Linked DNA regions of Homo sapiens: region 2 is linked to region 1. A link is a loop called in an ENCODE intact Hi-C map of the cell type or tissue named here. Cell type or tissue: gastrocnemius medialis. All regions are shown on one strand. Region 1 overlaps CADM1 (cell adhesion molecule 1). Region 2 overlaps CADM1 (cell adhesion molecule 1).

Region 1 (5,000 bases):
GGTGAAGCCATAGATATCTGTGGTGCTCAGAATTGATACATTTTATCATATATCATATATTACTATGTGACAATATGTTGTGACACTGCATGTTAATAAATTTGCCTCTTCTATGTTCTTGTTTTCAAATGAGAAAGGCAGACTGAATGACTTTAAGAAAAAACAACTGGGATATTTTGGAAGCCCTCCCAGTGAAAACTCTGACATCTCAGTGTAAACATTAAAAAGAAAAAATACTGACATTTACTCAGCATCTACTCCCCTAGGAACCATCATTGGGGGTAGAATAAGCCTAGTTTTAGGGATGGGAACTCTGGTACCCACAGATTGAAGTAGCTCATCCAAGATCACAGAGAGAGAGACAGCCCCATAAGTGTATGTTGGGATAGATTTCTGATCCATAAGTGCATTTCCAATGGCAATCCATAATTAAAGCCAGGTATAGCTTCCTAATGCAGTGAGGTACTTAGGAAGGAGATATAAGTATTCTCATTTCCACCAGCTACTTAAAACTGTATTTGTCAGTGTGGGGATATGGCTATGAGAGCTGAATAATGGGAGGTTCAGGGAATAGGGAGGGAAGCTACAGAAGTTGGAATTAACATAGATACACATACAAATACATTAACAAATAAAATCTGAATGTAATTAGGAGATCGTTTTTTTCAGTGCTGAACTAACAAGCTATTAATCCCTAAATCGGTTTTCTCATTTAATTCTGTGGCTCTGTAAATGCATATTTTTGGAAATGTACCCAAGAGTAATAAATGTGAGAGGGCAAGACATCGGTTGGCTGAAAGGTCAAAATAATTACCATAGTTTTACTTTCTCAGACAATCATACCACCTAAACAACAGCCCCTTGGCCTTTTACAAGCTGTGGTTAGCTCATTAACATTCATCCTATGGAATAAGGGAGAAGATAGAAATATTACGGCAAGGCTCAACCAATCTCATCTTGTACACAGCTATATAAGCTGCACAAGGAAGTCCTCACTAGAGATAGCTGCTTTCTAGATGCATTCTTATAGTCTCTTTCCTATCACAAATCTTTCTCTCATGTCTCTAAAAATTACATGGCATTCAAAACCTTTTAAGAGAGCCCCCTTGTTCACCCACCAGTGTGCACTGCATACTGAGAATTGGTAGTGCTTTCTGAGAAGCTAAGTCTCTTGCCAGAGAACGTAAAGTTAACAAGCCCAGAAGCTCCAGCTGACCCTTGCAAGTTACACAGTTCTATTCTTGGACACGTTGGCAAAGAAACTGTTTAAGAGCAAAATGGTGTTGAGGTTTCCAGATACTGATAACTGGGTCGGGAAGGTAGTCATTAAAGAAAAGCAGAAATGCTTGTAAAGGATAAACAGGATGACCTTGAACCAGCACTGGGTGGCTCAAGAGCTCCTGGGCACCCCCTTTCAGAGACAGAGGCCACATATTAGGCTAACTACAACTGCTGGGCATCAGGTGTGGGTTTATTGTTTGTAGTCGTGTAACACACACACACTAGTTAGTGAAGTTTAGTTTTTAAAAAAGATACAAAAAAAATGAAAGAAGAAGGTTATGACACTGGACACACAGAAAACAGAAGACCTGCTACCTCACAGTTCATACCCAGAAACAGCAGCACTTACTAGAGTTCCTAGTTAGGGGACCTCTATCATTCTTACCCATGAACCTTCTGGGTGAGGCTAAATTTAAAGCCCAAAATTTGGGCTGAAATGTAACATCTGCTTATAGGTTAATCTCTGATCTACAGAAAGGCTACGTTTTTCATGCACTGCTGACTTTGGCCATTAATTAAGAAGAAGCAGAATGCTTGCTGGCCTATGTGGAAGGATTTTGTTTTTCTTCTTTTTTCCTTAATGTAATTTACAAGCAAACAGAGAGGGCATATTTTTCAGCATAGTGCACTAAGGATTTTACATGCTCAACTTCCATCAATAATAAAGACAGTGTTGAAAAACTTAATCCACCCTGCTTCTTCAGTACCACTGAGTTTTAGTTAAATGCTTTTTTATGTTCCTAATGAGCTGTTTATCAGTTGCCAATTATTCACATAAATTGGGAAGAACAAGCTAAGGATTTGTTATACCCAAAATTTATTTTAAAAACCATTTACTAAATCACAAAAAATACACCTTCAGTTTTGATAACTGATTTTCCCAATTTACTCTTTAAGTTCTGGAGAAACATCTACTATCTACTTATGGCTACAGCTGCCACAGTTACCGTAATAGCTGGCTGAAAAGGTAAGCGTTAGTCTTGCCTGCATTATACAGAAAAATGTTCCCCTCTGTTGACACATGCAGTATTTATAGGCATATTATCTGACCACGGGCAGATGAGCTATCCTCTCGCCCAGCCTAGGAATCAAATATTATAGAAGGTCTATGTGCCGAGATCTATCCCTGGGTGATGGAAACTTAAAAATAAATTCTGTTCCCCTTCCTTTGTCCTGAAAGAGAAACTTAAGCGTTTTCAACAGGTGGAATAGAAACCCTGGGATTCCACTGGCACCTCTAGAACTAAGGGACATTAAATTTTCCATTGAAGAGCCTAACTACGATATGAATATGTCAAAATACCAAACAATCCAGATGGCTGATTGAATAGCCCAGAGCTCATCATTTATATTTTAATTATGTTCATAAATCAAATGTTATAACCCACCAAACCTTTTCTGAAACAGAACCAGCCTCCAAGATTTATTTTTAAGTAATGAGGTAAAGCCTAGTACATTTTCTGGGGGATCATTTTACGCCTCGGTTGGTGTTGTAAGGCATGAGGCCAAAAGCCAGACGATACTTTCTACCCAAGTGCAATAACTGCCCAGAAATGTATCACTCAGAATGGCTTAATGTCATTATAAAATGGAACTGCTATATAAAAATAAGAAAAATAGTTAGGTCTGTACACTTAAAGAACATTACAGTTATAGACATGGCATCATCAACAGCCAATCAATTAGGTCGAGGGATCTGAGGTTTTCATAATACACTGTGAATTTTTTTAAACCCTGTAAAAGACATTTAGCAAGACTGCTATAGCAGACAAATTTGTTCATTAGTCAAAGTTGCACAGAGGGTTAAACACCAGGAGGCTTTAGGTCACACTACAGTAGCAACCAATTAAAAAAATAATATTAGAAAGACATTCTGATTTGATGAGACTTTCTTTAAATGTACTTTGCTCTCTCTATAAAGGGAAAAAATATATAAAAGGAAACTCTTAAAGAGGTTGGAATGGGTTGCTGGCAGATTACAATTGATTTCATGCCAGTCTGACCTTGCACCACATTCTGTGATCTTTTCAGAAGATGAAACTCAAGATTCTGAACCTGTATTTCAGTTTCCTATGTAAATGAAAAGACACAGTCTCCTCTGTAGGTCCAAACACTAACGTATCAGGTCTTTGCATTCCTTTATTTAGAAAAAGGTACTTTGCAGTTTCTTCATGACTGGGATGTCACCCTTCCAGGGTAGCAGAGAGGAGCAGAGCTGAGTCAGTGGAAAAGGCATCCTCATACCCTGGCAGGAGACATGCCAGCGGGAGACCTATTATCCCTGGAGTCCCCACAACCTTCCCTCTCTTCCTAAGAATTTCTAAATCAGGAAATGCAGGTGTCATATTTTCTTTGATGTGCTCAATGCAACTAGGTCCAGGGGCTTGAGTGCAAATCTGTTTCTGCAACTGCATTTGGGACACAGGCTCTTCTTCATGTTTCTTACTTAGATTTCACCCAATATTCTGAAACACCAAGGAGTATGGGGATTTGATGCTTGTGGATCAAGTGCTAATTGTTTCAAGTCCTACCAGGGAGAACTCAAGGGCAGCATGAGCACAGATGATATCAGAATGTCTGGGTAGCGGGTCTGGGTCAGCCCCTGTGCATTCAAGTGAGGAAGCATTGACTGAAGAGTCTTTGTCAATCATGGAGGATTATTGGAGTTTGGAGTAGAACGACAATGCAAAGATTAACCTGAGATTTGGTGAGTGTTAGAAGCTGTTTGAGCTCAAAGCAAGAATCAACCCCTACAATATGGCTGTCTAAATTGTTGGGGGAGGACAGCTTTGCAACTAAAGGAGGGCAATGTCTAGCAATGCCAGGTGACTGGGATTGGTGAATGAACGGAGTCACACAGAGCTCTCAGAGGAGTTAAAGAGAACATCTTGCAAAATATTTGCTTTCTATTGTCATAATACATTCATGAATAATTTTCACTGCCGTTTATTTTGTTTGTTTGCAAGGTGAAGAACCTCCTGCTGTTACATCTGTTGTTATGACTCATAGTACTGAAACTGGGCTTCCTGAAGAGGGCTGAACGATTGTGAGTGGGATGAGTCAAATCTGGTGGGACTGACGTAAGACCAATACCACAGTAGAATGCAGTCTTCTCTTGCTGCAACTTTCAGGTAGGTTTGTGGGTATTAGAATTACTGTTTACAAAAAAGAATCAAATTTGATCCCATGGTGTGGTGGCAGAAAGCTTTGTTCCCACTGCTTTTTAAATGGGGGTACATACTCACAGAATATTCTTCCATGTCTTGGAAGCAATTCTCATCATTTGTAAGCAAACACTGGGCAAGAAAATCCCTATAGCAAGATTTTCTGTACAAGAATCTTCCCTCTGTAACAAGAGAGGGGTTTTTTTGTTTTGTTTTGTTCTGTTTCTTGAAGTCTTGGTAACTAGAACGGTGCCAGGGACTGGCACACAGTAAGCATTCAAGACATAGTTGCTGGATGAATGAATGAAGGAATAAGTGAATGAGAAAGTGAAGAAACATTGGGGCATGGACTTCTCCTTCCACCTTTACTACTGATTAAAAAATAAATAAAATCAGATCACGAGTTCCCGTTAGTCCTCATCACAGAATATAATTTTGTTTTTCTTTTGGAAGGTCAATCCAGCCGCCCAAATCAGAGGTTCAGCCCAGGTGTTCTGCTTTACATATTTCCACTTCACCATACATTTATTTAGCACTTCCGATGTGTCTCTAAGT
Region 2 (5,000 bases), 81 kb after region 1:
CATTCTTATATTCCTGCAGAGTTTTGCAGTCTGACCTATTTGTCTTAAGGTTGGACTCCATTATACATTCTTAAGAAGCAGAAGCAAGACGGAGATGGCCTTGAAAATCACCATCAACATTGTAATCAGTCTCTTTGATAGAGGTGATACAGAGCACTGACACTTTAGCCGCCATTTTCTCTTAAAATGGTATTCTCATTCATTTGAAGACAGAAGCAGAGGACCCTGCCTTGAATTTGCAATGTTTAAAAATGGGAGAAATACACTATTTGATTCAATGTTCAGACATTAACAAAGTGCATTCAAGGAATCTAAATCAGAAAAAAAGGAAAGAAAACTTAGTTTGTAGTAATCTTTCCATAAAAGCATCCAAAATTCCTTTCTGATTGAAAACTGTGATTTCAGATTAGCTACTCTAAATGTATTATAAAAAGCAAATGCAACAGACTTTTTTTGGTTGATCCAGCCTAAATTAGGCTACAAAAAGGGAAGTAAAACATTAAAACAAACACAAACATAGATACATACAACTCTCAGTACTGTTAGCTACTCGGTGATGATGTGAATAACATTCCTAGAGACCTCCTGAAGATGAGAATTTTCAAGGGGCTCCTGCGTCTAAATTATGGTAATAATTCCTACCCTCTTAATCATGAATGGTAACTACAAATAGAAGATAGAAACTCTTTTCTTGGCTTTTAGGCTTTAAATACATCCTCACTTTAAAAACAGATCCCATCATCTGTCTTTAGACAGGAGTGTGTTTACTCACAGGAGTGAAGGTCTAAGATGCTGCCTTGAGAAAGATAAAATTAAGGCATCAAAGAATCCAAAATACAATTTTATGTTAATATCTGGCTTCCTTTATTTTATACCAATATACAGTGAATCTTACTTCTTAAGCATATATATCACAGAAAGCACATACTATCGAAATTCTGTCCTGAAGAACTCTTGAAACAAAATTTGCTGGAGTAATATTTCTCAACCTATACAAAGGGAATGCTCGTATCCCTATTTACAATGTACCTTAACAGCCTATGTCTAGCATCATTATAATTAAGAAGCAAAACTATGAAATGGAAAGACAACAAGAAAACGAGCACATGGAGGGCTGCTTCCTCATAGTTTCACCATGATCATCACTGATTATGATCATCCGGAAGAGGTGAATACATTATTTAAAACTGTGAGATATGCATGTAGGCTCTGGTCATAAAACTACATTTGTCCTAGTAAAGCTCAATTTAAGGTTGGGCTCCAAATTGCAAAAGTTCCGAGGAGAAGGGAGTTTCTCTAACCATCTATGAAGCACTAGCCTTTCCCTGAGCAAAGCATTTTGCCTCCACCGCCCCCCCACCACTCAAATAGAACTTTAGCACCTCCTTTATTGCTCACAGTTTCTCTTGTACTTCAGGGGATTTACACTGAGTGAGGGCAGGAGAATCCCTAGTCTAAAGCAAAATTCTGTATTGATATTTAGGATGATTTCAGCATCAGCACATTAGACTGAAGGCATGGATGAAAGATTGTGGTTATTATTCCTAAAGCTGACTCACCCTCACAGAAGAGCCCACAGCTACTGAAAAGGGTTCTATTTTTTTTCAAAAGAGGGATAGGATAGTGTGAGTTGGCCATGGCAAATGAAAAAGCCCAGCTTCACTTTCTATGTGTATGACACAGCCCGGGAGGGAAATAGGCATGACAGTAATGAGACTTGGGTGTTGGGAAGTTTAGTTTGAAGAGCAGAGCACTAATGGTTTCCAGTTGAGATGTTCAATTCAGTCCTCTTACTAGTCTTACTTGAAGTCAAAACAAAACAAAACAAACAAATAAAAAATAACCCTAGTCTTTCAGAGTCTTTTGAGAGTGCATCACATAAAAATATCTTGTGATCATCTACAAGGTGCAACATCACATTTATATCATATAAAACTGACATGTAGACCTTTGTACTTTACTGATCATATAGCCCCCAAGCCATGTTCTGTGAGCAGTAATATGATACAGTGCATAAAAGCTGGAATTCTAGGCTTAGACAGAACTTAGCTCCAAGTTCCAATCCAGACTTCGCTGTTCATTTGGTGTGTGACTTTGGCTTATTCAATTTCTCTAAGTCTCACCTTCCTCAACAGAAATTAAAAATAAAACAGTAAAAAAGAGATAACAGTACACACCCCATAACATTATAAGAATTAAATAGCAATGCACTCAAAATGCTTATCACAGATCATGAGGAAGTTTTTTGTTGTGACAGAATTGTTCTGTGTCTTGAGAACATATATATTTCTTAAAACTTCAGAACTATACATACACAAAATAAAATGTTACTGTATAATTTTGAAAATGAAATGAAAATATATATGTACATGTAAAAATGATATCAGGTAAAGCATTCAGTAAACGCAGACACACACACACATACAAACACATTACCACGGTGCCTAGTACCTAATTTGAAAATGTTCATTACTACACACGGACACATAGAGGGGAACCACACACACCGGGGCCTATTGGAGGGGGAAGGGTGGAAGGAGGGAGCGTATCAGGAAAAATGACTAATGAGTATTAGGCTTAATACTGGGGTGATGAAATAATTTGTACAACAAACCCCCTTTACACAAGTCTTCCTATGTAACAAACCTGCACATGTATTCCTGAATTTAAAGTTCAGAAAAACAGAAATGTTTCTTATAGTCATTATGTGAAATAGAATTTCTCAGATTCCCATGTTTGTAACCCCAAACCTATAATAAACCTACAAATAGCAAGTGCATTTTTTAAACTGATATATCAAAGAAACTTGATGGGAGTTTTCCAGATTTTTCCTACGAAAATACAGTGGGAAAGGTATTATGGAGTCATATCAGGCAATTCAAACCATTATATTTTCTAGATTTTGTGAAGTTTATAGTATGTGTTAGCTTTGTAAAGTTTGTACTTTGTTGTTATTTATTTTCTCATTCTAAATAAATGCTCATTTTCTTACCTAAAAAAAGAAAAAAAGAAAATGTTCATTATTGATATAGTTTTTGCTACTGGGGTTATTGTCATTAGCAAACCTGATAGAATATAGGTAACCAGGGTGACAAAAATAAAGGAGGCAACTGGTTGGCCCAGGAAAGGTTCTCAATGAAGGGAGATGGAGTGATAGACAAAGGGTGATGCACTGGGTCACCATTGGTGACCCAACGGTGGCAGCATTGGATTATAGCCAGGAGTAAGGCTGTGTATGAGTGGAGCAATGTTGCCATCTCTGTGCTGCTTCCAGGTTAGGAAGAAGACACATTACCAGTTGCAATTACAAGATGCCAGAAGAAAAAAGGAAAGAAAAAGAGCAGCTATTTCTGCTGCTAGACATGAAAACAAACCAACTGAGAAAAGTGCTTTGATGAGCAGAGTGTATGCTGCTGGGTGTGTGGGCTGGATTCTACCTCATCCCCCAAAAGGGGGGCAACAAATAATCTCCCAGGTTCAGATGGGTGTGGTACAAAAAAGCCAGCCAAGTATACATTCTCTTCTTAATAACCTTAAATCCTGTCCTCCTTTCTAGTGTAAACGTTCAGCATATGAAGCTGGAAAGGGGAATACTTTTAAGGAGGCAAAGTATAAGGGAAACAATTCAATACCAGATTCCAGTATGCATGTAATCACTGAGATTTTCTATGCCTGCATTTGAAAAAATGATGTTTTTGCCCAAGAGCCAGTAAGTCATTGGCTGCCACAGATCATATAATGTGTTGACGCTCCCCGGTGGGCAAGCAGACAACAGGAAAGCACTTATCTGGTTGTGAAAATGCATTCCTTCTCCATATGCAAGTCTATTTTTCTTCCTGCAATAAACTACATTTATTTGATTCTGTATCTGATAGTTTTATAGTGTTTGTTCACATACTCACTAATTTGCAAGATTGTGTAATTTGCATGGGTCTCATAGGTCATTAGTGCAAACTAACAGCATTCTGTAAAAGATAAAGCAAGAAAAACTGGCACTTTGTCATAGTGTACAGGTAAACGTCACATCTCAATTTAGGAACTTGACACCCCAAATCTACTCTTTCCTCGGAGAAGAAGCAGATTTTACTCCCCCTCCCCACAACCCTGTGCCCTACCGGGAGATGGGAAGCATTAGTGAAAGAGATTCTAACCTACCTCTTTAATCTCCAGGTTGTGATATATTTTGAGAATATACAACTGTATTCATATCCTGGCGCTTGTCCACCCTAAATAGTTTACCATTTATATTTGAACCTGAAAAGAAGGCACAAAGGCCTCCTTCCTATACAATCCCCTAGGCCTTCTTTTTGGCATGGAAAGCACATACATTTTTGCAAAATTATTCAGTGTATACAGCTGCATTCTACAGTTTTCATTAAGAATTCAAGAGATGAAAACTGTTGGCTTCTATAGGAAAGTGACCAAATCTACAGGGATATTATGTACAAATAGTCTGGTTAGAATAATAAATGCTGCATGTGCTTTATAATGTTAGACATGTGCAACATGGATTCATTTGTGATCTGAGTCTCAGATTTTAAAAAATGGATCTTTGCCTGCCTTGAGATAAACTTAAGTAAATAATGTTTGCCATCAACTCTAAATGAAGAATGACAGTTAAATTTTATAATCATCTTCACAGCTTCAGGACTTACTTTATATTTTCTCAGGCTCATGACCCAAAGGTTGCCATAGCAACTAGGAAATCCTACCTTATCAAGCGCTTACATTTACATTCCTTGCAGCAGCTCCCCGTTATGAATTAAATCCATCATGGTCTTCTATTCTCAAAATAAAAAGTTCTTAGGATTATCTTGCAGAAACAAGGATCAAATGCTTTGATAGAAAAACACCATGCAAAAGTTAATTCAATGGTGGTTTTCTTTAGGAAGAGATATAACTATGGCATAATAAACAGCTTATGTCCAAACTTCCTGGCTTCAAAGAAAACTTAAATAGAGATATTGTGCTAAAAATGACACATTTACTCCCTATGCATT

What was found. Peaks named below come from ENCODE experiments on the same cell type or tissue, not always from the same donor. Only the 100,000 strongest peaks of a DNase experiment are listed, where the experiment ranks them.
Region 2: a loop joins it to region 1, with 2.8 times the contacts of the local background. A loop is called at or near these places in 2 of 110 quality-filtered maps.

Annotation. Positions count from the first base shown.
Region 1 is chr11:115,218,317-115,223,316 of GRCh38, forward strand. All of the region lies in intron 5 of CADM1 (cell adhesion molecule 1), which reads right to left. Among named protein-coding and RNA genes, the nearest start is that of CADM1-AS1, 180 kb to the right of the region's middle. RefSeq lists an enhancer at 4,224-5,000. In gastrocnemius medialis, no CTCF peak of the experiment used is centred here; DNase peaks (open chromatin) are centred at 1,225 and 2,775; H3K4me3 peaks cover 519 bases; H3K27ac peaks cover 4,122 bases.
Region 2 is chr11:115,299,632-115,304,631 of GRCh38, forward strand. The region is part of intron 1 of CADM1 (cell adhesion molecule 1); the gene reads right to left. Among named protein-coding and RNA genes, the nearest start is that of CADM1-AS1, 95 kb to the right of the region's middle. In gastrocnemius medialis, no CTCF peak of the experiment used is centred here; no DNase peak of the experiment used is centred here.